Linked DNA regions of Homo sapiens: region 1 is linked to region 2. Evidence: chromatin loops called from intact Hi-C (ENCODE). Cell type or tissue: Caco-2. All regions are shown on one strand. Links, peaks and the distances in the headings refer to the core of each region. The heading gives the core; the rest is flanking DNA. Region 1 overlaps HNF1B (HNF1 homeobox B). Region 2 has its middle 27 kb from the start of DDX52.

Region 1 (10,928 bases), core at 2,415-10,414, 66 kb before region 2:
TTTTTTTCCCCAAACACACTTTGGTATAATTCATAGGTTTGAGGTTCTTCCCTCGTCGCTCTCCCGCCCGGAGGTGATTTCTCCCCTACCGGGAGAGAACTCCTGCAAGAGAGTTCCGCGAGGCGGAAGGTGTGAGTCGCGGAGGCTAAGAGGGGTCGAGAGAGTGGCCCCTAGGAGCGGCTGGGGCGCCAGGGCTGCCGGGGAGGTCGCTCAGGACCTGGCGGATGAACCAGGCTCCCACCGCCGGCCACCGGGGGCCACAGGGCCTAGGCCCTCCCACTCGGCCGCAGGCGCCCGCTTTCTAGCGCGGCGCTGGAAGGACCTGGGGCGCCCCTCCGCACCCAGCCCCGCGCCGGGCTGGCCGCAGCTGAGACGTAACATAAACTGCAGCACGTGGAGTTGGGGTGTTATTAATTTATTTCTATAAATCATCAACAGAAAGATACACAAAGAGCCGTGATTAGGTTGAAAAGAGAGGCGGGTTATTCATTGGTGAAGTTGTAAACGCGGCTTAGAGGGGGGAAGGAGATCAAAACGCGGGCGCGGGGCTGCTCGCCGCTCCCAGCGCGCACCCAGCCAGGCGCCCCGTGCGGCCCTGCGGCCTCACCGCTCTGGCGCGGGACGCGGGCTCTGTGAGCGCCCGAGCCGCCCGCGGAGCCCCCGGGTCGCCGACACCCGCAGGCCCGGCCGGCGGAGAGCCAGGCCCGGCCCAGGGTCCTTAGACCCCAGCCCCGCTCTTCCCTCCCCAAAGCCCCAGGCCCCAGCAGGGCAGGGAGAGGGACTGGGGAGCCGGAGACCCTCGCCGAGTTGGAGACGCGGGACAGACCTGGAGGCTTTTTTCTCCCGTCCCGAGCGGGTGCTGCCTTTCCTCCCCCGCTCCCGGGAGCGCCGGACTTGATTAAAGTAATTTTTCAAGAAATCGCTAGCGGTTCCTAGGTCACTGCACAGGGGGCTCCCAAGCCTCGGGCACACGCACTCCCTTCTTTTGCCCACCGTGTTCCCTTAAGACGAAAAGCAAAGAGAAAGAAAAGTCGCGTTTTGGAGTTCCCGGAGTTCTAGTAAACCTCCTGGAAGAGAAAGGCAGGGGAGGAAGGTCGGGACTGCGCGCTTCCCGGTCCCCGGCTCCCGGCCGGAGCTGGCCTTTCTCGCGGCCTCGAGGCAGGTGCGCCGGGGGCGTCTAGAAAGTGGGCTGCATTCTAAGAAGCCGAAGTTGGGCTCCTTAACGAACGCGCTGCGGACTGCGCTGGAGTCCAGGCTTCTCTGCTCGTGGGCAGCAAAGTCATTGTTTGAGAAGGAGCGTGCGGGACGGACCCTGCGGGCGCCGCGGCCGGCGTTTGACACCTGCGCTTGGGACACAATGGCCGCAGGCCCTCTTCGGGACCGGTGCCTTTCTCGGTGTTAGGGAACCTCTGAACCTGAGCTGTGTTTTCAAACAAACAAACAAAAATAACCAGCTCTCCCGGCTCTTCCCGGTGAACACACGTGAATTTTGGGGTCAGAGGGTTGTGAAGGTATAACTGCGCCATCTTACTCCTCACTCTTTTAAGTCGGACTTAAAAGGTTTTGCCATTATTTATAAGGTTCTTGGGGGCTTTTTTTAAACCCTCCCCAATTGTTGGGCTAATTCACTGTTTCCACAGAATCATTCCCACTTAGAACAGTACCCTATTTTTCTAGGTTTCTTAGGCATACAAAATGAACACAGGTAAAGGCATTTAAACAAAAGAAAAATAGCCGAAGAATTTGCTAAAGCAATATTCACTTTTAAAATGCAATTTTTCCCCTAAGGTTCGAGGAGTCTTGTTCGTAGCCGTTGAAAGTATTTTTCCATCCTAAAAATATCGGTGGAAATATTGACCAGAAATAAACTTTTAAATGATCTGTGATGTTTACAAGGATATGTCTAAAACGTTTATTACATTATTTTCCTCTTAATGTGAATTCTCCACGTTTGAAACTGTAACTCGTTTTCTCATTTTTTGTTCTTCTTGTTACTTCCTCATATTGTGTACTTGGAAATTACCTTTGTAAATACTTGAGAAATTCGTTCTTATATATAATTAATATAAAAAGTTTGCATTTCTCAAAAACATCTCTATCAAAGCCTGTGTTCTCACGAGTTTAATATCAAAGTCTTAATAAAATAATCACAACTACCCAAATGCTTATAAAATATGTTCGATTACTGGATTTTTATTCATTAAACAGAATTAATTTTATTTGACATATTTAAAGGCGCCATTTAGAAATAAAATTGCTTATTATGTTGCAATGCTGTATCTATTTCAGCCTCTACACCGTTTTCTTTTTTGTTTCACCTGAAACTAGTTTTCCCTTCCGTTTTTTTTCTTGTTCTATCAAGCTAATATATATATCAACATACAGTAATGGGGTGCTGGTTTTTGTAAGTTAAATATGTACCTGCATTAAATAAATAGTAAACATGTATATATTGCTTCTTTAGTACTTTTGTTCTGTGCTGCACACTATTTTAATTTCTAGTTTTAAATTATATCTCTCTTTTCAAAGCATCTGTTCAATAAGCAAGAAAAGATATTGGCAAAGTTGAAACCATTCTAGACAAATAAAATTCAAAGGTGCTAAAACTAGCAGTTTACACACCTGTGTTTATGAGAAATGAAAAGTATAACCATGTTCTTATCCAGTATTTAAAATTTATGAGAAACATAATACAGGAAAACAAGCATCTAAAATTGTTAATGTCCGAAATTGAAGTTATTTGTCCCCATTAGCCCAGTAGATTTTGTCTGGAAGGTGGAGCTGTGGATTTTTTTTTTTTTTAACTACTTGCCTCACCTCAGTGGTGTGATCCTCCCGTCCCAAGGAGATACAACATTGTATTTTGGAAAACTTTTCTAAAACTCTGAAAATTATTTACTATTTGGCTAAGACATCCTCCTTGCTTCTTAGAAGGTGAACACATACATTTCACCCCTGTTTTATAAGAAATGGAGATACCCATTCAAAAGGAAAATAATGTAGGAGAGGTTGAAGCTAAAATTGGGCAAATTCAGAAACTGATGCTATCCCTACTTCATTGTAGGATCAGGGAGTCCAGCCCCAAGCTAAAGGCATCCCCACTTTCCAGTGGGCCTCCTGCCTTTTAAATCTCCCACATTGCAGGAAAATGGAGGAAAGCAAAATAAAATGGCCAGGCGCGGTGGCTCACGTCTGTAATCCCAGCACTTTGGGAGGCCGAGGCAGATGGATCACCTAAGGTCAGGAGTGTGAGCCCAGCCTGGCCAACATGGTGAAACCCCATCTCTACTAAAAATAAAAAATTTAGCTGGGTGTGGTGCTGGGCATCTATAATCCCAGTTACTCTGGAGGCTGAGGCAGGAGAATCGCTTGAACCCAGGATCCTGGTGGAGGTTGCAGTGAGCCAAGATGCCGTTGCACTCCAGCCTGGGTGACAAGAGCAAAACTCCACATCAAAAAAAATAATAATAAATAAATTAATTAATTAATTAAATAAAACAAGAGCTTTTCTTTTTGCTTAATAAGAGAGAGTGGTGGTGGTGCTTTTTTATTCCTGAAGATGGGAAGTCCTCTTTTGCCCACTAACCTCAGAAGAAAGGGATGAGGTGTACCGTACAGGGGCAGTCACCTTCTCCTCTGTTTAGCTTCCATTTTGGCCTCATGTCTACCCCAAAGTTGTAGCTTAGATGGGGGGAAAATTCAGAATTTTGCATAGACCATAGGTAGCACCCCCTAGAAAAAGAATGTTTCTCCCCAGATGTCTCCCACTAGTACCCTAACCATCTGCTTGTCTGTCTAGTGAGGACCCTTGGAGGGCTGCTAAAATGATCAAGGGTTACATGCAGCAACACAACATCCCCCAGAGGGAGGTGGTCGATGTCACCGGCCTGAACCAGTCGCACCTCTCCCAGCATCTCAACAAGGGCACCCCTATGAAGACCCAGAAGCGTGCCGCTCTGTACACCTGGTACGTCAGAAAGCAACGAGAGATCCTCCGACGTAAGTGTTTTCATCCTGCCTCTGCCTCAACCTGAAGTGACCTTTGCCCTCTCACCCCATTGGCTGCCTCAGTTTCCCTTTCATCGACAAGGCCTTGTGAGCACTTGGCAGATATGAGGAAGGTGGCAAGTAGATTTGGCCTTGGTGGTTGCTGTACAATGGATTGGCTTCTGTCATGTTCTTCAGTCACAGCCCCCTTGCTACCCAGCCAGTTGCTCTGAGGAGCCTGTCAGTGTATGCAGCATACCTTAAACTTTTTGGCCCCTCCTTCCACCTCCTTCTCTTTGAAACCAAGTAGGTGACAGAGTGAAATGTCTTCCCTGAGAGAAAACCCAGCATCTCCCCTTGATACGTGACCATCAGTCAATTTCCAAAGAAGACATTTCGTTGCAGTCAATAATATTGATTACTATTACTGTTAATTTCCTCCTCTCTGGAAAAAGTATCAACAATAGAATGCATTTGTATAGAGAGATATATTCAGAACTTCACCCTGTTCTTGGAGGATAGTGGGAGGGATTGAATCCTGAGGCAATTTAAGGTGTTTACCCACATTTACCAACACTGGTAGAGTGTGGGGACCTCAGCTGGTGGCCCTGCTCATGAAGAAGCTATTTCTGGCTAAGGCAGGGCACAGGAAAAGCATCTGCATTTGGAACTCTGACCCATCAATTCTTGTCATCCCCATTCCCATCCCAAAGTTTTTTTTCTGTCCCAAGATTTCTCCCACCCAATAATTCTAAAAGGTTTTTGTTTTGAAGTACGTCTAGAGAAGTTTGAACTGCCTATGAATAACAAGAGTAGGAATGACATACTGTCTGTATTTTAGGAAAGTATTCTTTGACATTACACTTTCATTACTTTGATCCAATCCTTTTCCTGGAAAATTTGTATCGGTTTTCACTCTCCCCACACACTATCCTCTGGCTTTATCTAGGCTTCTCTGTCTTTATCAAGATGTTAATTTCCACCACTATCTGGGTTTCTGGGTTGGGTTTTTTCCCTGTTGCTTTTTAAAATGACTCTTGTCTTCTGTTACACACTGCTCTGAAGTGATTGTTTCAGTATTTATTGTCTCAATGTCCCTGGGCTGGTGAAAGGAATGGTTTTAGGTGTTCATTTCATATTGTGGTGTTTGTGCTTTTGTTGGGAGCATTACATGAATAGATTGGAAGAAGCAACATGAGAGCTGTTTGCTGCTTAGAGCGAGAGACCTTTCCAAGAATGGGTTGGCCCCCCATACTTGGTGACTAGCTCTTTAAGAATTTGTGTTCCTGACATGAAGCAACTCTCTGTAGTTCCTGGAAAGCCTAAAAAAATTCTCAGGAGCCATTGTCTCCAAAGACCCAACAACGCTTGGGCCCTGCCCAATTTAAGCTTTATGCAGCATTTCCAGTCTGTGCTGCCTCTCTGTATTCAATGAGAATTTCTTCAGAAAGGAGAAGGAGGCAGGAAAGGCAGACTGGAAACTTCTCAAAAGACAGAGGTCCAGAAAGTTTCTCAAGATGCTGAGGAAGGGACGTTTTACAAATACAACAGCCTCTTCAAGAGATTGTTGTTATTGTTATTTTTGTTTTATTTATTTATTTATTTATTTAACTTTTTGAGACGGGGTCTCGCTCTGCCACCCAGACTGGAGTGCAGTGGCGCGATCTTGGCTCACTGCAAGCTCCGCCTCCCGGGTTCACGCCATTCTCCTGCTTCAGCCTCCCAAGTAGCTGGGACTGCAGGTGCCCGCCACCACACCTGGCTAATTTTTTTTTTTTTTGGTATTTTTAGTAGAGACGGGGTTTCACTATGTTGGCCAGGCTGGTCTTGATCTCCTGACCTCGTGATCCGCCGCCTCAGCCTCCCAAAGTGCTGGGATTACAGGGGTGAGCCACCGCACCCAGTTGTTATTTTTGTTTTAAAGTCACACGAGACATAAAAGCTTAAGAAACATTCCTTCCTTCTGTAACTATTATACAGGCACCTACTATGTGCCAAACACTACGCTAAGCTATGGAATACATAGGTTCTTTTCTCCAGGGACTTACCTGCCATCCAGTGAAGAAGTGGAGATGTTTGAGTAAATAATGACATTCACTTTCTAAGAGCTGTTATAAAGATATACACAAGGGGCAGCAGAGGAATTGCTAAATTGCCTGGAGACATCATGGGAGGCTTCCTAGAAGAGGTGACATTCAAATCATGTCTTGAAGGATGAATGTAAGACATGCAAGCATGATATAAGAATTAGGAAGTAAGAGAAATAAAAGAGGGACACAAGTGAATGGGGTGAGGAGAAGGAGGAAGAGGGGAGAGAATAAAAAATGATACATGATTACAAATTTCCTGGAAAAACTAAAAATAACAAATGGTAATATTCATGGGCCCCTCTACACACACAGAACCTCCTTGTCCAAGCAGCCCCCAAGCCTATAAAGAGGCTACTGAAGCCAACTTCTCCAAGATAATTTTCATGGGCAATGAACATTTTCTTCCCCAACCCCAATTAATCTGAAGGGAAGTAGAGAAGAGTTGTTGGTGGCTAGAGGGAGCAAATGTGGGAGTCTAGTTCTTCAAAAATTGGGAGAGGCTAGAGCCAAGCCCCTGATGTCAGTGGAACCCGAATGGTTCTGAGCACCTACAGGCAAACCCACCTGGCTGATTTGAGGACACACTGAGTTCTGAACACTGTTCAGCCTGCTACCTCCTCAAAGGGCAGGTGAGAGACTGAGGCAGCCCTCACACTGGGGAGCAGCTGCGAGAGTGTCTCACACCCACCAGACACAAAGCTTCAGGAATCGGTTTTGTCACCTCCACACAAGTCAGATATGAAGCGTTTGCGGGGTACGTGGCTTGGGTTTTGTTTTTAGTGAGAGGTGATGCACAGGCTGGTAGTTAGGAGCCTGCAAGCCTGCAGGCTGGGCTCGTGTCCAGGCTCCTGCCCCAAGTCCACATGACTTTGGACAAGTCACTTCACCAGTCTGAACCTCAGTTTCTTCATCTGTAAAATGGAGGTGGCTGTACTTCTCACATGGAGCGGTCGTAAGAATTAGATGAAGGAATATATTTAGAGGATTTGGCACAATACCTCACCACAGAAAAGGTTCAATAAATGTGAACCGTTATTGTGTCTGTTCACATCAAATGAAAAAATCTCACATTGCTCCCAGGCCCTTGGGATGATCCACACTGGCTTTCGCCATTGGTGACTCTACTGGTGCCACACAGGGCCCACGGGGAGGAGGGAAGACACTGTGACAGACCTCACTGAGCAGGGGACATCTCCTTCTCCCCCTTGGATTTCCCCTCAAGTAACTGCATTTAGAGAGCTGCTGTGAAGTCAAATACCATAGAGGGGCTAAAGCACTTTGAAAAGTATAATCAGGTGGGGCATGGTGGCTCACGCCTGTAACCCCAATGCTTTGGGAGGCTGAGGTGGCGGGAAGACTGCTTGAGGCCAGGAGTCTGAGACCAGCTTGGGCAACATAGCGAGACCCCGTCTCTACAAAAATAATTTTTTTTAATTAGTCAGATGTGGTGGCCTGCACATCCGTAGTCCCAGCTACTTGGGAGGCTAAGGCGAGAGGATGGCTTGAGCCCAGGAGGTCAAGGCTGCAGTGAGCTATGATCGTACTACTGCATTCCAGCCTGGGTCACAGAGCAAGACCTTGTTTGAAAAAAAGAAAAAGTATAACCCCCAAAGGAATTTGGGCCAACATCACTATCATCCTGACTAGGGGTAGATATTCTAAAAGACTAGTTAGTGTCCCTAAGCTTTCAGTCAGTCTCATTCCACAGCTGGGGAGACTAAATGATGAGGGAATTAAGCTGGGGCCCCACATGATCCCACTAGCAGTGACTTCCTGCTAGTACATTTGACAGGGACTCTCTCAGGTCTATAGTGGCATTGTTGGGCACCACTGAAAACAGAGCCCTAAGGTGGCCTAAGAATCCTCCAAGGTGAATGGGCCGAAATCAAAGGCCCCAGTGACACCATCAGTCCACAGTTAAACAAAGCCCAACACCACCTGCAGTTGGGATTGCAAGTCTTGGCGGGCTAGGGGCCCTAACCATTCCTCCCGATGGAGCAAAATGGAAATGAGCCTAAGACAGGTGGTAAGTTCCCTGCTGCTGGAGGCATATAGCCTGGAGGGCCACTTGGTGTGGGGTTGTAGAGGGGATTCAAACGTTAAGTAGTAGCCTGACTTGAACCTTGAGGATTTTGGATCCAGTTGTCCAAAGGAACAGGAAGGATGGCATGTAAATGATGGCACATCATTTACATCACAAAGGGAGGTGGTAGCCTTCCACTTTCTGTGACCTGTGGGAGTAATTACAGGAACTGAGAAAGAAAGTCATCAAGGTCGGGCACGGTGGCTCACACCTGTAATCCCTGCACTTTGGGAGGCTGAGGCAGGTGGATCACCTGAGGTCGGGAGTTTGAGACCAGCCTGCCCAACATGATGAAACCCCATCTCTACTAAAAATACAAAAAATTAGCTGGGCATGGTGCCGCACACCTATAATCCCAGCTACTCAGGAGGCTGAGGCAGGAGAATTGTTTGAACCCGGGAGGCGGAGATTGTAGTGAGCCGAGATCACACCACTGTACTCCAGCCTGGGCAACAAGAGGCAAACTCTGTCTCAAAAAAAAAAAAAAAAGATATTAAGATCCAGAACATAGGGACCCAGAGCTAGGAGATGAATGTATTACGTGTCTTTGCTCAGCAGAGTGCTTAGCCTCCATGTTTATTCATCTTTAAAATGGAATTAATCACTCCTGATGAGCCCTGCTTCATGCAGATGTGAAGACGAGGACAGCAAAGCTTTCTTCTTCGGTAATGTAGATATCAAATCTCATTAAACCATGTGGGCTAAGGCATCACCTCTGGGCCGAGCTGCTGGTTCTCATTCATTCCACAAAAATCTCCTGATGGTCACAGTATGCCTGGACTCAAGGAATTGGACAGACAGGGAGCATCATTTCCAGCTAATTAAACACTACTCCCAGACAGGTCCTGTGTTTGTAGTCTTTGAAATTATTTTGAGATCTAAAGCACATTTTCTTTTTCCAATACAAAGCTCCAGTTATATTTATTTCAAAGCATGTTCCAAAAGGTTTGGGGTTTTTCTAAAAACCTGACTTTATAATGTAGATACCTAGGATATAGGAAGAGGGAGGAGAGGTGGGGAGTGCTATCTACAGCCTCTGAATATTTTGTGCAAGTGTAAATTGTACCTTTGAGCAGTTCTCCCCTGGATGTGAGACTTGATTGAGCTCACCCACTTGACATCAAATACAGGAGTTCAGGATGCAGAGTGTTGCTTCATCTCTGAAGGCCAGTGAGCCAAAGGGGAAAAAATAATAATTTTCTTAAAACTATAGCTGGCTATGTTTGAGCTCCTTCAAAGAAAGGAAAAGGGTGGCTTTGCTGGAGCAACTGAGGTGGGCAGTAAGGGCCTGTGCTGAGGGCTCCCCATCTCCAGCTCCACATGCAGTGAGAGAAGGTTGCAAAGCTTAGTTAGACGAGGGGAATAAAGGTGTCTTCGTCCGTTGTCTGTCTGTCTGTCTGTCTGTCTGCTGAGTGAAGGCTACAGACCCTATCAAATCTACTCCTTTCTCTTTTCAGAATTCAACCAGACAGTCCAGAGTTCTGGAAATATGACAGACAAAAGCAGTCAGGATCAGCTGCTGTTTCTCTTTCCAGAGTTCAGTCAACAGAGCCATGGGCCTGGGCAGTCCGATGATGCCTGCTCTGAGCCCACCAACAAGAAGATGCGCCGCAACCGGTTCAAATGGGGGCCCGCGTCCCAGCAAATCTTGTACCAGGCCTACGATCGGCAAAAGAACCCCAGCAAGGAAGAGAGAGAGGCCTTAGTGGAGGAATGCAACAGGTAACACCACCAGAAGCTCACCTGGGCAGGTGGGCAAGTACACAGACCCAGGAACCCTCCCCTCGGTCCTGGGATATTGAGACACTAGTTATACAGATAAGTGTGGCTAAATCAGAGCTTCTCAAAGTATGTTCCACAGAACCCCAATATCAATTCATTAATCAGTAAGTCTGAGAATCAGCATATGGATACTTCCCCTTAGAGAGTCACAACATATATTAAAGGTTCCGAGAAGCCCTGCAGTCAAGAAACCCACTTAGCTTTGTTGAATTGGTTGTTAACTATGGAATCTTCGGTAGAGTACAAACAACCCCATGAATTATTCTTCCAGGGAAGATACTCTGGAGAATGCTAATTTAAAATATGATACTTGGGAAGCGAAATTGTGTGTTTGACCTCCCTGCAGGCCAGGGTAAAACTTTCCCTTAGCCACAGACTCTAGATCTGGCCTCTACCAATTGTCAGACATGCAGTGGTCCAAAAGGAAACTTGGCAGGAGAGTAAGAATTGGTCAGATCTGTTCAGTCCACTCTGCCCCCGCTGACTCAACAGAGTTCTTTTTACTTGTTAACTACCAGCCAGGCACGGTGGCTCACACTTATAATCCCAGCACTTTGGGAGGCCGAGGCGGGAGGATTGCTTGAGCCCAGGAGTTTGAGACCAGCCTGGGCAACATGGTGAAACCCTATCTCTATTTAAAAAAAAAACAAAAAAACAAAAAAACAACTCTGTGTTATTTTAAGTATTTATTTTTAAAATGTGGTCTTGCTATGTTGCCCAGCAGATCTTGAACTGGGCTTAAGCGATCCTCCTGCCTTGGCCTCCTAAATAGCTGGGATTACAGGCTCTAGCCACAGGGCCCAGCTATTTTTTTTTAAACGATTGGAAAGCCTTGGGAAATCTTTTTACTTCATTCCTGCCCTGTTCTCCCTGACTCCAGTATTGACTTTCTAAAACTTCAGCTCTTTGGTCTGGCCAAGGCCTGTGTGCGCTTTCTCTGTCTCTGGGCTGGGCTGGCCTTGGCTGTGGGAAGAATGCAGCCAGGG
Region 2 (10,928 bases), core at 1,538-9,537:
ACAATGTGGCAGCGTCATTTTGAGTGGGGGATCTTTGCCCCTTGGAAGAATAAACACATTCCTCACTCTCAATAGAATTAGCAGACCTCACAGACTTTTCAATGACTCTCCTGGAGGCCTTAATGTCATAGGAAGGTGACTCTAAACATGATTAGCTGTACAACCTCATTCATTCCAAATTCAGCTGAATTTTCCTTTAAGGGCAGTGAAGGCTTAGATGAAGATACTCCAAAGGCGAAGGGCGGAAGTGATAATCCTTTGTCAGGATTGTCAGTTGCCAAAGCCATGCCAAGTTTCTTAGGAACAATCCAATAGGGCCGGGCACGGTGGCTCATGCCTGTAATCCCAGCACTTTGGGAGGCTGAGGCGGGCGGATCATTTGAGGTCAGGAGTTCAAGACCGGCCTGGACAACACGGCGAAACCCTGTCTCTCCTAAAAATACAAAAAAAAAAAAAAAAAAAAATAGCTGGGCGCAGTGGTGTGCTCCTGTAATCCCAGCTACTCAGGAGGCTGAGACAGGAGAATCCACTTGAACTCAGGAGGCAGAGGTTGCAGTGAGCCGAGATTGCGCCACTGCATTCCAGCCTGGGCGACACAGTGAGACTCTATCTCAAAAAAAAAAAAAAGGAAAAATCCATTCAGGGCTTAGGGTCATTGGTCAGTCTGGGGAGGAGGAGGCAGGGCTGTGGGTTGTTCGGACACGTTGCCCACATTTCCACTGTCCCATCAGCTCTGCAATTCCTTAGCTGAGTTCTAGAGTCCAGAGTTTTTAGCACCTAGAGCCATCAAATCCGTGTGCGCCATGGGGAGGAAAGATAAGGGGCAGTGGCAGAGTCTCCAGAACCACAGGGGTCTGTCTGGAGAGTCACTGGAAGCCTCCAGCCCAGCACTGTTCAGTAAAATCAAGAGATGCCAGGCACGGTGGCTCATGCCTGTAATCCTAGCACAAATTAGCCAAGTGTGGTGGCATGCACCTGTAGTCGCAGCTACTTGGGAGGCTGAGGTGGAACGATCCCTTGAACCCAGGAGGCGGAGGTTGCAGTAAGCCAAGAGCCAAGATCATGCCACGGCACTCCACCCTAGGTGACAAAGTGAGACCCTGTCTCAAAAGAGTCATGCCCCAAAGCTTCCTCCTCCCCACCCTATTTGTAAACTCCATCTTACTCCCATCCTGGCCAGGTGAGCTTCACCTCCCTAAGGTCTCAGGTTCTGTATCTTTGAAATGGAGAGAATCATGGCACTTAACTTCACAGCCCTAATTTGAGGACTAAATGAAATAATGAATTTCCTTATTCTTAAGTGTGTTTGCACACTTAAGGTTTGGTGCATTTTCTCTGGGGCAGTCGAGCAGGAGGAGGGACTTGGAGGTGAATTTCATTTTACGTTTGTTTTTACTTTCCATATGAGGAATCATAGACAATCTATTGTTATCCCTGACTTAGTCCAGGACCTACTAACTGTGTTCTTAGGCTATTGGGCAGAACATCCAGGAGCAGTCAGCAGAAGAAAGCCCTGGGCTTGCCCCATTTGAACTTGCTTTGTTTGCTTCCATGGAGACCATTTGTTTAATTTTGTCTCTCACTTGCAAATTCTAAGGGGGCCCAGACCATGCCATTCTTGCTTACCACTATATCTCCAGGACTTCATACAGTGCCTGAAGCATAGTAGGTTCTGTATAAAGACTTGTTGAATAAATAAGAAAATGCATTAATGTGTGAGTGAAAAAAATGAGGGCATCACACTTCTTTAAAAACTTAAAAAACACTAATACGGTGAATCCATAATAAACCTATATGGACTTGGGATCATAGAACTTCTCCATTACCAGATAAAATGTAGTCTTTACTCCGTTTCCTCATACAGATAAAGCAATTGTGTCAGGGAACACTAAACGGGGCATTGTACTAAAGCTACCAAGGCAGTTGTGAGAACAATCCCTAGACCAGGACCCTTTAGATAGATAATTAGTTCAAGTATCTGCATTAGCTGTTAGTTGTTTTTGTTTTTGTTTTTGAGACAGAGTCTCATTCTGTCTCCCAGGCTGGAGTGCAGTGGTGCAATCTCGGCTCACTGCAACCTCTGCCTCCTGGGTTCAAGCGATTCTCCTGCCTCAGCCTCCCAAGTAGCTGGGATTACAGGCATGTGCCGCCATGCCTCATTTTTGTATTTTTAGGAGAGACAGGGTTTCACCATGTTGGCCAGGCTGGTCTCGAACTCCTGACCTCAGGTGATCCGCCCGCCTTGACCTCCCAAAGTGCTCGGATTACAAGCGTGAGCCACCGCACCTGGCCGTGTTAGTTGTTGTGAACTCCCCTCAGGATCCCATGCTCACTGCTGCTTCTGCCCTACTCATTCTCTGTGAAGGAGACTACAAAAAGATTGATGGCCATTGCCCCAGACATCTGGGGAATATGGTCACTGGCCACCTGATCTCCAAACCCTGCTGTAGGGACCAGGATAAGCCGAGAGGTGGAGGGATGGTCCTGTGGGGTCTGACTGAAGGAGTGTGTGACCAGGGCAGCATAGGCCAAATCCAGAACAGTGTTTCCAGGTCACGGGCATGGACCATGCAAGTGTGTTAGAAATCCACTTTGGGGTGGCACCCTGAATGTGGTACATCTGGGCCTGATGTCCCAAAAGGCAAGCTTCTCAAGCTAGGGTAATAGGGCTGTGAGCCAGAGGTTGCAAGAAGTCACAGGAAAGATGGCTTATCTTCCTGGAATGTCCATTTTATTCAGATATAAGAAATGTTAACTGCATTTTTCAATAAAAGCAAACAGATGGATTATGGTAGAAAATAGAAAATTTAAATGTACTTTTTTTTTTTTTTGAGACGGAGTCTTGCTGTGTTGCCCAGGTTAGAGTGCAATGGCGCAATGTCGGCTCACTGCAAGCTCCGCCTCCCGGGTTCACGCCATTCTCCTGCCTCAGCCTCCCGACTAGCTGGGACTACAGGCGCCCGCCACCACACCCAGCTAATTTTTTGTATTTTTAGTAGAGACGGGGTTTCACCGTGTTAGCCAGGATGGTCTCAATCTCCTGACCTCGTGATCCACCTGCCTTGGCCTCCCAAAGTGCTGGGATTACAGGCGTGAGCCACCATGCGCAGCCTAAACATACTTTTAAGACAAAACATGGGGCTTCGAAGAAAGTTTCTGTGTGCAGTGATCTAAAACCCCATGCCCCTTGTGAAGTGTGAATTCACTCTCTGCCACTAATGGTACTTCACATGAAAAGCTTCAAAAGCGCTGACTGCAAACAGCCACACAGAAAACACCACCCATGGACACTGCACCACACTGCCCACACATACACTGCTAGGCCCCCACTCCACACAGTAAAGGTCCCCTCCATGAGACAATGGCATTGGGATGCAACAGCCTCTCATATCATGTGGGCTGACTCTCAGTCCTCAAGAGATCAACTGGTTGTCCTTCTTCCCACAGGTTCTCAGAGATATCAGTCCCTGTCTGAAAGGAGGAGCTACACCCACGATGTTAATTTCTCTATTCCCACTGTCCAGCATGCTTGGCACAGATGAGGCATTCAATTAATGTGTGTTGGGATGAACTGAACTCCAGACAGATGCCTGGACCTCCTCGTTCCTTCCTCCTGAGGGTGGAGGCAGCTGTGGCCTCAAATCCACAGGCAGCCTAAACCAAATGGTATGGGGCAGAGCTAACAAGTACAGCTCCAGCTAGGGCCCAGTGGGGGCCAGTTTCACTTCTTTTCTTCCCAGAGCTAAAGGGCTGAAAAATCCATTCCAAGTGAAGATACTAGAAATTACTTTTATTCCCATTGTTGAGAGGAGGATACAAGTCACAAAGGAAAAGGCTCCACATGCTGTTAGTTGGCAAGTTATCACCTCCACTCTGGAATGTACCAAGACCAATGGTGAGTAGGTATCTGAGTCTCTGGCATCTGTGGTAAGTTCACTCTGGGCAAACTTTCCCAAGACCCTAGGCCTCTGGTTGTCAAAGCAGCTTCCTGGGGTCCCCAGATCCAGCTCTTCCTCTGACCTCTAGGGAAGTGAAGCTTCAGTGGGTCTCCCCGACTCCAGCATAAGCCCCTGAGAGTGGGAATGGTGTCCAATTAATCTTTGTATCCCTACTGCTTAGCAGGTTCGCTGCACATAAGATACCCTGAAGAAATATGTGCTGGTAATGATGACACCATTCACCTAGTCATTTAACAAATATTTATGTTCTGTGCAGTCTTTTGGGCCTAGGAATTCAATGATGAATCAGAAACAGTGTCTTCCCTTAAGGGGCCCATAGCTTAGTAGGGAAGGCTAACAACTGCCAACTGCAATATGGTGTAAACACAATGACAGAGGCCTGTACAGAATAAAGAGGCAGCACAAGGGCCCTCCAGCCAGTGCAGGTGCTGCCTGCTCTCTAGTTGGTGGACTCAGAAGCTTCAAGTGGGGACTTTTAAAGCCATTGAGGTGGGCTCAGTCTCCTGTAGCTGAAGTCATGGGAGGGTGGGGGAGAGGGAGGGTCATGTTCGAAGGTGGGCTTTCACAGTCACAGGAATGCCCAGCGTGGGCGGGCCAGAGGGTGACCTTCTCATCACCCTGTAGGAAAGTGAGGCCCAGCTAACACCTGTTGGAACAGGTAACTCCCATTTGCCCATTGTCCTGTGTTTGCAGAGGAGGAGCAGGGAACTCCTCAGGGAGTAAGAGGGACTGGGTCACAACCAGGTGAGCCTCCTTTTGGCACCACAAGCATTAGCACAGAGATAGGGCGGCCGCCCTGGGCAGGATTTATAACTCCAGATTTCAAGGTCTTATCATAAACAAGCTCTTTCTGAATTGCAACATGTCAGGGGCAGGGGGAGCAGGCAGACAGACAGACTAGAGAGCGGTGTTGGGGGTGGGGGGCATTAGAATGTGGCTGATAGGGAAATTGTGGGGGAGAGATGGAGCTATTCATGGCTAATATTGTATGGGACATGGAACTGGTTAATAATAATGCTTTGCTTCTTATCCCATTCCCATGGCCCAACCCTGAAAGGTAATAAAACATGATTTGGAACATAGTGAAATCCTGGGGCAAGGCAAGCCCAGAGAGGCGAGCATTGTTTTACGCAGGCTCCTGCTCTCTAGAACTTTCTTCCCCACTCCATGGATTCCTCATCAGTGCATTTTATTGAGTGTGAGTAGGGGGTGGGTGGGGAATGTCTCTGGTCATTACCTAAGGCTTCTGAGCTGTCGCTGGGAAATGGCAAATTGCCCACTCATGCTGCTTTGGTGGGGAGAAGGGGTGAAGCATGGGGCAGGAGTTGGGGAGGCACCTGGCAGAGGCGTGATTGGGGACCTCAGGGCAAAGTGGAGAGACCTGCTGTGGCCCCTTAAGGCACCAGTGCTGCCTCTGGATGCCTCTTTCTCTCTTCAAGTCTTCCCTTGACTTTCATTCTCACCGGATGCCACCTGAATAAAGACAATGACCAAGGGAAGCAGCCTGCTCTCCAACTGGCCCTGGAACACACTCCTGTAAACTACCTTGAAGGGAGGGGGACTAGGTGTCCCCTTCACTACAGGCCTGTCACTAGCCCTTCTGGACTTGGGCCTGGTTTTCCTTCTGTTCAGACCAGGTGGGATGGCAGGCTCAGCAGGGGCTGAAAGATGTCCCTCGGAGGACCCCCAGAGCATGCCTCCCTCCTCCTGCTTCTCCCGAGACATCAAACACACCAGGCCCGGGTAGGCAGGTGGAGTTAATAAACGCAGTGAGGCTTCAGGAAGGCATGGAGGCCTCTCCTTCAGACTCCCAACTCCAGCCTGAGCAAATCCCCTGTGACTTCAAAGCCAGCAGCTTGTTTGCCTGGCCACAGGGCAGCAACAATGCTTTCCCTTTTGACCTAAGAAAGCATCCTTGGGGCTGGGCGCGGTGGCTCACGCCTGTAATCCCAGCACTTTGGGAAGCTAAGGTGGGCGGATCCCCTGAGATCAGGAGTTTGAGACCAGCCTGGGCAACATGGTGAAACCCCGCCTCCACTAAAAATACAAAAATTAGCTGGGCATGGTGGCACACACCTGCAATCCCAGCCACCTGGGAGGCTGAGGCAGGACAATCACTTGAACCTGGGAGGCGGAGGTTGCAGTGAGCTGAGATCGCACCACTGCACTCCAGCCTGGGCGACAGAGTAAGACTCCATCTCAAAAAAAAATAATAAATAAATAAACAAACAAACAAATAAGCATCCTTGGCATCGTTGCTGGAGGACTGCTGGCCAAGGTGGGGAGTGGAGAGGTCACTGACCTAAACCCTGCTTAGGGGCTCTGAGGTAGGCATTCCTGCCAGCCTGCCCTGCTGATCCAAGACCAGGGGGATATGTTGGGCATGCCTGATAGAAACCGTATCCCCACACTCCTGGAAAGACTGACCCAGCCAGGACTCAGAGCAGACAGAACAGGCCCACCTCAACCCAGCAGGGCATGGCAGGCCACATCAATGCACCCAGGAATGGAGACCATACCATGCACTTGCTGGTCCCCTGACGGCACCCTTATTTCCAGGGATTCACACCATGAACGTGGCAGTACGTGTGCTTGTCTGTGCCAGGTGTATGTGTATGCATAGAAGTGTGCACATCCCGGCTGGGCGCAGTGGCTCATGCCTGTAATCCCAGCACTTTGGGAGGCTGAGGCGGGTGGATCACCTGAGGTCAGGAGTTCAAGACCAGCCTGACCAACATGGCAAAACCCTGTCTCTACTAAAAATAGAAAATTAGCTGGGTGTGGTGATGCATGCCTGTAATCCCAGCTACTTGGGAGGCTGAGGCAGGAGAATCGCTTGAATCTGGGAGGCAGAGGTTGCAGTGAGCCGAGATCATGCCATTGCACTCCAGCCTGGGTGACAAAGCGAAACTCTGTCTCAAAAAAATAAAATAAAATAAAATAAAATAAAATAAAATAAAATAAAATAAAATAAAATAAAATAAAATAAAATAAAATAAAATAAATGTGCACACCCCAGTGATCCCAGACATCACCACACGGTTCTTTAGGAACTATGCTCTTGACTTGCATCCTGAAAAAAAATAAAGCTATGCTTGATCTAAAAGCAAGGGCCTCCTATTGCTGCTATCACCAGTTTAAAAAATAAAATTAAAGCAAAAGCCAGAGAGCTATATATGAGAAGCAGTAACTTAATTCAACCTGTCAGCTCAAGAAATGAAGAAACCTATCTTAGGACAGGAGGCTTACATACCCTTCAGCTAACTTCTGCCAAGTTGATGATGAAACACTCATACTTTCGGGGATCCTCATATTGAAGTTTAAAAAAACCCCACATTATAGCATCCAGCACCCAGTGGATCTTCGACAAGATGCTTTGGTAATGATTATGATGATTTTTTCCCTGAAGAAAGGCCTCCATGTATTCTCTAGCCCATGAAAAAGAGGGTATGGAGAGTGTCTAAGCTCTTTCTGAATATTTGACCTCACCATTGTGACATTGTAGGTTAAGCGGAGGTGTCTGGACACTAAAGTCACCCTGAGCTGGGTTCACATTCTTGTTTCTGTCACTTATTCCCTATGTGACCCTGACTACACTAACACTCCGAGCCTACGTTTCCTCATCTGGAAAGGAGCTAAAGCCTGCTGGCAGTTCCTATCCTAAGAAAGTAATCATGTTCTTGGTTATTATAATTAGAAATCATTTGGCAAAGAACAGCTTATGGACGAAAACCCAGGACTGGGGCTGCACACCCCACACAGATATCCATTGCAGCTCCCTCCACAATTTAGTGAGACAGTGTAAGATAGTGGTTAAGAGCACTGGAGCTGGACTGCATGAACTCCAATCCCACTCTGCCACTTTTAGCCATGTGACCTTGGACAAACACTTAATCTCTGTGCCTCAGTTTCCTCAACTGTAAAACAAAGATAATAACATTATGTACCACACAGGACTGTTGTCCTTTGGATGAAATGAATTAACGTCATGAAATGAGTTCACATCTATAAAGTGCTTAGAACAGTGGGTGGCACATCACAAGTGCCACATGCTTGCAGTTTTTATTATTGCACTGTCAATGCTAGACACGTACAACACTGTCCTTGTGAATATTACACAGGCAAAGTTACAAGTATTTATTGAAGATGAGGAGCATGTGTTGGGGTGGAGGATGTCTATTGATTTGTAAGTATGAGTTTTTGAGCAGGATAGGCAGAAGGGAGATATGGGTAGCTAGGATTTCGGTCTCAAAAACATATCTCGAAGTTGATTTGTGCTAGTCAGATGGAAGGGTGGATGCCAATCCCACTAAACCAGGAGGTGTGAGACTGAGCTGAGGAGAGCACTCCTGCCGCCCCTTCCCTTCCTGTGGATCTTCCAACATCAAGTAAGTTTTTTAAAAATTCATGAAGTGGTTTCATGTAAGAAATTGAGGCTGGAAGTGGTGGCTCACGCCTGCAATCCCAGCACTTTGGGAGGCCGAGGCAGGTGGATCACTTGAGGCCAGGAGTTCAAGACTAGTTTGGCCAACATGGCAAAACACCGTCTCTACTAAAAATACAAAAATTAACTGGGTGTGGTGGTGCACGCCTGTAATCCCAGCCACCTGGGAGGCTGAGGCATGAGAATCGCTTGAACCCGGGAGGCAGAGGTGCAGTGAGCCAAGATTGCGCCACTGCACTCCGGCCTGGGTGACAGAGCAAGGTTCCATCTCAAAAAAAAAAGAAATTGAATTTTAATTCTATAGTAAAAATCCCAATGTACCAGTGTTCTGAAATTTGAGGATGGTATTTTATTCTGTCCTGGGACAGCAGTCCTAATGACTTTCCCTACCCCTGACCAAGCAGGTGTTTCCTGGTAACCTGCTGCAGCCTCCAAGCTGCAGGTGCTGCCCCATTTGTCTCCAAAACAGAGTAGATTTCTGTCCTGGTTCCTTCCCCACAGACTTTGCTCTGTCTTGGAGAGCTCCAGAGTGCTGCAGGAAAGGGCATAGGGGATGAAAGATTAAAAACAAACAAATATACCTCCATGGCTTCTGGTCTGAATGATTAGGCAATGCAGGACAATTTGTCTTTGCATTCTGCAAGTGCAGGCCTCGCTCTATATACAGAAGGCATGCTTGATCACATTTATAGATGGCCAATTATGAAGTAACCACACAAATTATTAAATTTAGTGAGGATATATATAAATTCCTGTCTTCAGAAGCATTTTTCTTCTCTTTTTTAACATACAAATAGTATATTTTCAGAAATGCAGTTCAAATAAAAAATATATGGAGGGCTTAATTAACCCTAAACTCACCACAAATAAGCAGTGTGTCATAGCTACTAAAGACACAAATCTAGACAGCATCAATAGAAGTAACTGTGTCCAGATGATATGAGGCCCACTTTGTTTGCAATCCAAATACATCTTAAAAACCTAGCCATCATTTTCTTTACTTTTGTTTTCTTTCTTTTTTTTTTTTTTCTTGAGACAGAGACTCACTCTGTCACCCAGGCTGGAGGCAGCAGTGCGATCTTAGCTCACTGCAACCTTCCCCTCCCCTGCTCAAGCAATCCTCCCACCTCAGCCTCCCAAGTAGCTGGGACTAAGGTGCATGCCACCATACCCGGCTACTTTTTGTACTTTTTTTTATAGAGATGGGGTTTCACCATGTTGCCCAGGCTGGTCTCGAACTCTTGGCCTCAAGCAGTCCTCCCATGTTGGCCTCCCAAAGTGCTGAGAGTGCAGGCATGAGCCACCAAACCCAGCCCCATCTAATTTTTGTATTTTTTGTAGAGACAGGTTTTTGCCACGTTGCCCAGGCTGGTCTTGAACTCCTGAGCTCAAGGGATCCACCTATCCCGACCTCCCAAAGTGCTGGGATTATAGGCGTGAGCCACTGCACCCGGCCTAGGCAACATTTTCAAGAGGGACATTTGCCAACTAGAAAGCACTGAGAGGAGAATGACCAGGATAGTGAGAAGTCTGGAAACTATCTCATTCAGACAATAACTAAACCTCCTAGAGACAGGTAGTCTGAGAAACTAACAAACATGTGAAGAGCTGTCAGGTAAAGGAGAAAACAACTCTCTAGATCAGTGGGCAGATTGTGGATTCACATGAGAATTTATTCAACAGCTTGCTGGTGAGGTGAACCCGTCCCTGGCAGTTGGTAAATGCCGGAGGATGATCTGTCATGGATGCAATACAGGGATAACTACATTACATAGTGGGTTGGATGAGACAAGAAGCCATTCAACTCTAAGAGTCAATGAATCTGTTTTTAAAAAATTATAAATAGGCAGAGTCTTCTGTTAAGGCAAAATACTTGCCTAAAACTTGCCTAAAACTCCCACTGTTAAAAACTCATTTAAATGGGTAAAAGCATTGTTTGTTCTGAAGTATCTCTTTTAAAATGCATTCTACGGCCAGGCGTGGTAGCTCATACCTATAATCCCAACACTTCGGGAGGCCATGGTGGGAGGACTGCTTGAGCCCAGGAGTTCACAGCTGCAGTGAGCCATGATCTGCACTCCAGCCTGGGCGACAGAGCAAGACTCCGCCTCAAAAAAATAAATAAGTAAATAAATAATAAGATAAAATGCAATATGTTATCTGGGATGGGCAACATATTAGCACAGATAGATTTATCAGGTAACTAGCTGGAAGGAAGTGTGGAATCATGGAAATGGCATTCAACTGGAAATCGGAAGATCTGGGTGTGAATCTCCCACTTATAAACTGTGTGGTCTTTAGCAAGTTACTTACCTCTTTGAGTTTCTTTTGTTTTTTAAATTTTTTGCAGAGACAAGGTCTCCTTATATTGTGCAGGCTGGTCTCAATCTCCTGGCTTCAAACAATCCCTTCTGCCTCAGCCTCTCAAAGTGCGGGGTTTACAGACCTGGTTACTTCTTTGAGTTTCTGTTTCTTTATCTATTAAATGAGAATAGAAATACCTATTCTCAAACACCAAAGGTGTA

The links. Hi-C counts contacts between places; a loop is a spot of excess contacts. Peaks named below come from ENCODE experiments on the same cell type or tissue, not always from the same donor. Only the 100,000 strongest peaks of a DNase experiment are listed, where the experiment ranks them.
Region 1: a loop joins it to region 2, with 1.8 times the contacts of the local background. A loop is called at or near these places in 5 of 110 quality-filtered maps.

Annotation. Positions count from the first base shown.
Region 1 is chr17:37,732,511-37,743,438 of GRCh38, reverse strand. It overlaps HNF1B (HNF1 homeobox B), which reads left to right. Exons shown (of 9, transcript NM_000458.4): 2 at 3,800-3,999; 3 at 9,618-9,882. Among named protein-coding and RNA genes, the nearest start is that of HNF1B, 7.1 kb to the left of the region's middle. RefSeq lists enhancers at 789-1,293, 1,294-1,796, 8,828-10,031. In Caco-2, for the core only: a CTCF peak has its summit at 6,104; no DNase peak of the experiment used is centred there.
Region 2 is chr17:37,665,329-37,676,256 of GRCh38, reverse strand. No RefSeq gene overlaps it. Among named protein-coding and RNA genes, the nearest start is that of DDX52, 27 kb to the right of the region's middle. In Caco-2, for the core only: no CTCF peak of the experiment used is centred there; DNase peaks (open chromatin) are centred at 4,696, 5,133 and 5,826.